Regions from separate parts of the Mus musculus genome. Here all the other regions are linked to region 1. Evidence: chromatin loops called from intact Hi-C (ENCODE). Cell type or tissue: heart. All regions are shown on one strand. Region 1 overlaps Gm36036 (a long non-coding RNA gene). Region 2 holds the start of BB218582 (expressed sequence BB218582). Region 3 holds the start of Gm39902 (a long non-coding RNA gene).

Region 1 (2,500 bases):
GAGGAAACAGGAGGGATGAGGAAGAAACTTAACCCAACTCAACATCTCCTCATCAGAAACAGCAGGTAATCAGATGGACACTATCTAAACTGCCTTAGCAGAATTCTTGCTAGCATTAGACAGGCCAGAGATGAGCCTAGAAATCCAAATGGAAAAGGCAAGTTTTAAAACCACAGGAAAGCCAGAGGGAGCTAAGGTGGAGAAGAGAGCTTGTATCAGTTTCCTTTAATAGATATGTACCCACCGCGCCAGCTTTATTCTGGGACCACTTCCCTCTTCTCCCAGACTATTTGCATTTCCTGAAACCAGAAACTCTGGAGCTGGAAGAGGACACGGGACGGGACGGGGGTGGGGGGGTGGGGGGGTGGTACAGGGGGTTGTCTGGATGTCTGTAACTGGGGAAACTCTGAAATTGCACACTGGGAAGGGAGACTCCTCCTCCCTCCAGGATGAGACTCTTGACACTGTCATCTGAAAGGATAACTTTTTAAGTTTGGCGGTACAATTCTGTCACAGTGCTCTGGACTAAGATGCACCAGACCCTAGCACTTCCCACACTTTCCAAAAGGCAGTCAAGTTGCGGCTTCTTGCCTCTCCCTCCCTCCCACCCACCGTCTTCTATGTAACGGCACAGATTAAAGGCCCTTGCCAGATACTGACACCTTTCTATTGGACTTCCCTGCCTGCAAACCTGTGAGCCAATAAATCTCCATTCTAATAAATTTCTGATCATTATAAATTACCCAGCCTGTGATATTCTGTTTTAGCAGCACAAAAACAGGCTAAGACAAAGGTCTCCTTGTGTTTCTGAATCTGGCCCGGAATGACGCTCAGTGTCCGTTAAGATTTTAGATGCCCTTTGTGCCACATTTTCTAGTGGTTTATTTCTTCTCATCAGCCACACCAGCAACTGGATCTACCTGACGGGGTGCCACTACACCAGTGTTTCTATCTCGGGATACAATTTAGGAACCGTACTCTATCAGAAAGAGCAGCGGGATTCTATTAGCGCATCTCTTATCTAATACAGCAATGCAGCCACTTCACCAGCAAATTTTCCAGTTCACAAATGCTGAGAGTTTCAACACCATTACAACTATATAGTTCAATGCAATTTAAAACCCATTTTTAAAATCATGTAGTGGGTTGACCGCTAGCATACAGATCTGGCTTTCTGTGTGCTGAGACGCCACCTAGTGGGCTATATGGAGTGCGCAGGGAAAAAAACAACTGATCCTGGCATCTCCTTCCTTGTAACTTAAGGTCCAAGTGACAAAGCTTAGCCAGTAGAATCGCTTTGTTGAAAAGCACATTATTTGTCTGGCATAGGTTCAGCTTGCAGGGGACTGAAATTTGTAATTATCTTTAAATATTATGCCAAGGGAGAGTTAAAAGGACATCAGAAAATTGTGAGTTACAGTGGGTGTCATTGGAAAGAGAAACTGTTTTAGCTTGGTTTTTTTCTAAAGTGATCACGACTTGAAGTAAATAGAAAACCAAGATTTGAGAATTCAAAGCAGATGACAGTTTAAAAAGATATCCTTCAAACCCCTTTGAGTCTTCGGTAAATTAAATGCACATCAATGTGTAGTAAAGGCTGACTTTCCCACACTGTCGTTGGACCCTCCTCCGTAAGCAGAGAACCCACAGAATGAGGCTCACTCATGAGCCGCACTGCAAAGATCAGGCCCTGCGGAAGCAGAGAGAGAGGAACCACCTCAGAATGCTTCGCACTGGCTTTTCTCTGACTCCGTTTTCTGTGGCGGGCATAATAAACCTGAGTGTTGCCGGGCATGGTGGCACATGCCTTTAATCCCAGCACTCGGGAGGCAGAGGCAGGCGGATTTCTGAGTTCGAGGCCAGCCTGGTCTACAAAGTGAGTTCCAGGACAGCCAGGGCTATACAGAGAAACCCTGTCTCGAAAAACAAAACAAAACAACAACAACAACAACAACAAAACCAACCTGAGTGTTTTGTTATACTCTGCTGTGGGGGTGGGGGTGGGCATGCCCCCACTTTCCAGAACTGTCACAGAATTGTAAATAAATGTGGCAAAACAATTTGATTTAGGAATCTTAGTTAGCAAGCATTCTTTCTCTCTCCTCTAAGAGAATATTTTAGTCACATCTGCAATTAGATAGAGAGGTGGTCATTTTCCATGAACGATTCCAATCATTTTCCACAAAGCCATGAAAAACCAACCAACCAAACAAACAAACAAACCAAACTGGGGTCATCTGAAAGTATCTATGTCTACTAAACAGGAAAGTCAGTGCACATCCCAATTCAGCAGGTCCCCCAGGGTTGATTCAGTAGGGCCAGGTGGTAGGGACTGGGCTGAGTCTACAGTTTAATTTAAGGCACTAAATGAACTAGACTCTCAGACACATACCAACTCTCCTGTAGCTTTCTTGGCACCCTTAGTCAGGTATCAGCAAGACTTACAAACTATTTGACAAAAACCCAAGAGCACCATGGCTTCGAGTAACATGGAGTTAAT
Region 2 (2,500 bases), 220 kb before region 1:
AATATAAAAACATGATTTATTTATACATTAATTAAATGGTCTTTTACATTCATGACTACCACAGAGAAGAGTCATAGATTTGAAGGAAACCCTTTATTTAAATATGCCTTTCTTGGTGAGTAGGTGGATAAAAAATAAAGAGGAATAAAAAAACAAACCACTAATCTTCCGCAGGGGCTATTTCCATGGAAGTCCACCACCATGCAGGACATGGTACAAAGATATCTCTCAATGTAGATGACAGAGGAGCTGACCTTACACTGGCGGGAGTTGACATTATTTTAAAAGTAACAGAGAATTTGGCTACAGTACAGAGTCATAAAAAACTCTTTTTTTTTTTTTTTTTTGAGAGAGAATTGGATGTGACCAAACTTTCTTAAAAGGTTTATTTAAAAGGTGTGCTGCATACAAGTAGTAAATCCTTCATTTCTACTAAGTGTAGCTGAAGATGACTCTTTAATAAATATCCAACGAGCTCCTGTAAATTTGTTTTCATAGTTCTTGCTGGAGTTGGAAGGAGGTAAATGAGTCATAAACAAAATAAATGTAACAAGGAAGATTACTTAGTTTATAGAAAAATGTAATGAATAAATTAAATTCTAAATTAGTACAGACCTAATGATACAGTGTTTTCCTCCAAGGCTCAGCTGCTTGGAAACATTTTTTTGTCTATTTGAGTTCACGATGTCCTGATGTTGTTTTGGGGGGATAACCAGATTTACAAAAGGAACAGAGGTGAGCCAAGTTTTATGTCTTCGTGGGGATATATACATATATACAAGTCATTAGAATTATGCATAACTATAAACAGTCTTAAAATGATAGATACATAAAAGTTGGCCATTTAATGAATGTATTCGTCCTCCTTAAGATCATGCGTAGGCTTATATCTCACACTACAACAGTCATAAATAATACAGCAAGTAAGTCAGCTTGGTATTAAATGCAGAATTTTGTAATGCCTCTTACACACCCATGTCTCTCAGTCCTATAGTTAAAAATGAAAAAGTCCCATAGTCCCACCCCCCGCCCTCCGCCCCACGGCCCCGCCTCAGTCCCTAGCAGCCCCAAATACATTTAGTTGTTCTGTGGGACCTTTTTTCTTTTCATAAAAAATTATTCTGTCACACACTGTGCCTGTATCTGTCATTTTATCTGAATTGCATGTGAATTATACCTTGAATAGATTTCCCCACACTGGAGAAACGAACGCGTTCGTTCCTCTTCTGAGTATTTTAGACTTGTGTGAGTTCTTCCATATTTTTGTTTTTTGTTTTTGTTTTTTTTTTTTTTTTTTGTGCAAGGCCGCCAGCAAGGAGGCCTGGAGCCTTGAATGCTGACAGCCTCCATTAGCGTTAATGCGGGCCTCTTATCTCCCAGGCTCTCCTGCGCTCCCCCCTCGCTCGCTCTTGTCTGATGGTTCACTGACACCGTTGACAAGGCTGACACCACCAATCAGCTTCGGCTCAGCAAGGTCACTGTTCAGACTTGACTCGTGATTGGCTGCTGCGCTTCAGCGTGTTATTACTGTCTGATTTGATCGGAGGCAGGGGGTGGTCTCCAATCAAACAGAGAAAAGGTCCTGGAGAAGGTAATTAAATCCTGTCAGAGGCAATTATCGGTTCCAGGGCCATGACTCTGGCCCTGAATGCAGATGATCTGAAACTGTATTCTTGTAGAGATTCAAGAGGGCTCCTGGCGTGGTTCAGTTAGGCACAAAAGGAGCGGCAGGCTCTCTGCAAACAATCAGCTTTGTATTTGAACCTTTTCTTCCTTCTTTCCCTCTTTACCCGAAGATTTCTGGTTTTTGTTGATTTAAAAAAAAATCCTTTTCAGACCACTTTCTAATTAATTTAAGAGACAACGTATCGCTTTCTTGTACGTAAATAATGATACGTTTTACCAAAGAACTTCTGCCTCCAAACACAGGCTAGTTCAAACAGGCTTTACCAAGGCAGAGGGAAAGATCCCACGCAACAGCAGTCGGTAGCTTAGACCACATGAGGAGAGACTGTCACATTCCAAGGCGGTGGTGGCTCAGACTTAAGACCCTAGCTTAAAATAAGGGTGTGTGTGTGTGTGTGTGTGTGTGTGTGTGTGTGTGTGTGTGTGAATTCCGCCCTATGACAATCTCGAAGTTTCTTCAAGGTAATCTACTGGTGTTAGCCTGCATCGAGTGGGGATAATTTATTTACTTTTACTTTTTAAATTTATGAGAAGGTTTCTCTCTTACACTAAGATAATCATGAATTCCTAGCTACTGTCAGGTTAATATCAAAAGCAGAAATGTGTGATACCCCACAGCCTCAGCACTATTTAAAAATCAGAAGGTAGTATAGTGTCTCCCTGTTGTCCCCTACAGCCCCACAGGAGGAGGGTAAAGTGAAGTTTAGAATGTAAGGAAAGTGCATCCTCTCAAATATTTAGGGGCCTCCATTTGTAACTGGAGGTCTAGATTATCAGGAGAGAAAAAAGGGATAAGGTGTTTCCATCTGAGAAG
Region 3 (2,500 bases), 520 kb before region 1:
CCCACGTGAGTCTGAGGAAAGGATGTGAGCCTACAGCACAGCAGCGGATCCCCACCCGCCCACCCTCGCAGTGTCTACTTTCACAGTAACAGCTTTTCAGACAGGGAAACCAAGGTCCACGGACTTTGGAGAAGACCAAAGAATCAATAAAAGTGCTGTCCATGTAAGCACAAGGACCTGAATTTGATAGCCAGGGCCCACATTAAATAAGTAAACTATAAAGCCCAGTGTAGTACTGCCCACTTCTAATCCCAGCGCCGAGGAGGAGACAGATGGAGGGTGCTGCCAGCCAGCCCGTTTTGGTGAGTTGCAAGCCAAGTAAGACAGAGAGAGAGAGAGAGAGAGAGAGAGAGAGAGACAGAGACAGAGACAGAGACAGAGACACAGAGAGAGACAGAGAGACAGAGAGACAGAGACAGAGAGAACTTGCCAAGGGCCATCTGGATTACAATTTAAAAAGAAGGCAATCAAACGCGGCTTGTTTTGCTCCACAGCACCACTGTTCAACAACACAGACTGTGTTCTTTCTTCACTCACCCTATATGTGGAAGTTCTTTGTACTTGTTGGAGCTATTTCATTCCGGTGACTTAAGTATTCCCAAGGTAGGATTGCTTCCGGTCAGCCCTGTGCTTCTTTCTCTTCTCGTCATTTATCCACCACCACATAAGTAAGTGGAAAGTTCTGTTTCTCTGCTTTCCCCGAGGACTCACGCCAAAGAATACACGACAGTCATTATTCAGCATGAACTGACCATTTTTTAAATTTTTGTTCTGCTTTAAATCTATCACGGTTGCAGAGTGCTAACCTTTCCAGTAGAGGGCGATGTTTCGTTACAAACCTACACCATTTTGGCAAAGTATGGATTTAGAAAAGTAATTTCTTTTGGAGAGTCAGAATGTCATTTCCTTTAAATGTTTTAGAGGGACCGGTGTTCCTTCTAGATGTTATGTGGAAAAGGAGAAGGGTGCTTTTATTCGCCTACATCATTTCTCCATGAGCTGCTCTTCCAACTAGAAATGCCAAATATTCAACTGAAGCCAGAACCAATTCATTGTTTAAGGAGGAATCCTCTAAAACAGCTCTTCTCAACCTGTAGGTCGTGACCTTGGGTATACCTCTAGCTCCAGAAAATAGTTACATTGCAATTTATAACAGTAGCAAAATTACAGGTATTTTTGAAGTAGCAACAAAAATAATTTTATGACGGGGGGGGGGGGGGGCGGTAGCGGTCACCACAACATGAGGAACTGTATTAAAAGGTTGCAGCATTCAGCATTAGGGAGGCGGACAGCTACTGTCCCAGAGGACAGAGCCTGCACCTCGGCATGGCATCGGATGAGCCTGAATTTGAACACTGCATCTATAACTCTGGGCTTTGACTTCAGACAACTTACTTGGTTTCCAGAGGTCCCAAATGTCTTGCTTGCACAGTGTAACTAGCAATAGCTTCACTGCAGAGACAGCGTGGAGGAGAAATGTGATCCCAAGAGGGAACAAAAGCAGGTACTCAGTAAACTGGAAACTCCTGTTCAGTAGAAATAGAATTTCCAGGTCAAATACAGAACCCTCGGTTAAATGTGAACTTCATTAACTAACAGAATTTTCTCAATTGTGTCAAGCAATTTTTAGATTCACGTACAATGATAAAGCTGAAAAGGTTATGTTTATCTAAAATTCAAGTTACCTGGCTATCAAGTTTCCTAAATTGACAACCTTATACAGAGAACTTATGCACAAAAGTCATATAACTTTTTTTTTTAACCTAGAGACTTCACTCCGAGCATTTTAGAATGCCATTACTTAAGAATTTGGTGTTTCTATGATCTGAGGAAATTAATATAGGTGATATTTTAAAGTTTTGAATATGATGCCATCCTAAGCAAAGTTAAATAGCACTGTCCTTTAAAGTGTGTCTTGGTCACTTCACTGCCCACCACAGTAAACATAATGTTGTTGAGTGAAAACCTTTAAAAGGTGTTAAACTCAGTCAGATTTAGGAGAGAAAAAAAAAAGATCCAGAGATGAACCAGACTGTGGGATCCTGTGGGTACACACACCTCCAGTCTCTTTTCTCTGCCCCAACCCCCAACCCCTGCCCTCCATCCCTGATAAAGAAGTTGACCCCTTCCTTTGAGTAGGAAAAGTGGGTTTGACCAGAAGTGACTGTGGTTTGGGGAAACAAAGAAAATAAAAGGAAGAGTGGTGCTACTCTCTTTTGTTTTCTCTAGCGGATGGGCTGTCTGCCCGCTGCAGCTCACTGCAGTCTTAGGGAGGGCAGTGTCCCCTGCAGCCTGGGCCCTGCTGGGGCAGAAGGGAAAGTGGGTGCCTTTGTGCAGCCAAGACAGGTTCCTTGGAAGTGGGACACAGTGCTTGCTTTCCTTCGTCATGCCGCCTGCTTCCTGGAAGGCAGAAGAGCCTGAGCCGGGAAGGGAAGGCAGCCCTTTCCAAAGGGGCCAGCTATGGTGTTCTTCACCTCTCCCTGTGCTGTTGTAACTTTGG

The links. A loop is a pair of places that touch in the nucleus more often than their neighbours do. Peaks named below come from ENCODE experiments on the same cell type or tissue, not always from the same donor. Only the 100,000 strongest peaks of a DNase experiment are listed, where the experiment ranks them.
Region 2: it touches region 1 in a loop (2.2-fold over the local background); 2 of 42 quality-filtered maps call a loop at or near these places.
Region 3: it touches region 1 in a loop (7-fold over the local background); 33 of 42 quality-filtered maps call a loop at or near these places.

What each region holds. Positions count from the first base shown.
Region 1 is chr2:106,429,919-106,432,418 of GRCm38, reverse strand. Gm36036 (a long non-coding RNA gene) reads right to left here. Exons shown (of 4, transcript XR_374852.4): 4 at 2,123-2,500. Among named protein-coding and RNA genes, the nearest start is that of Gm46755, 1.9 kb to the right of the region's middle. In heart, a CTCF peak has its summit at 1,200 (motif pointing left); no DNase peak of the experiment used is centred here; H3K4me3 peaks cover 1,049 bases; H3K27ac peaks cover 1,148 bases.
Region 2 is chr2:106,649,385-106,651,884 of GRCm38, reverse strand. It overlaps BB218582 (expressed sequence BB218582), which reads left to right and starts at 1,521. Exons shown (of 7, transcript NR_137201.1): 1 at 1,521-1,591. In heart, no CTCF peak of the experiment used is centred here; a DNase peak (open chromatin) is centred at 1,474; H3K4me3 peaks cover 1,658 bases; H3K27ac peaks cover 1,746 bases.
Region 3 is chr2:106,954,125-106,956,624 of GRCm38, reverse strand. It overlaps Gm39902 (a long non-coding RNA gene), which reads right to left and starts at 844. Exons shown (of 2, transcript XR_866636.2): 1 at 538-844. In heart, no CTCF peak of the experiment used is centred here; no DNase peak of the experiment used is centred here; H3K27ac peaks cover 422 bases; H3K27me3 peaks cover 99 bases.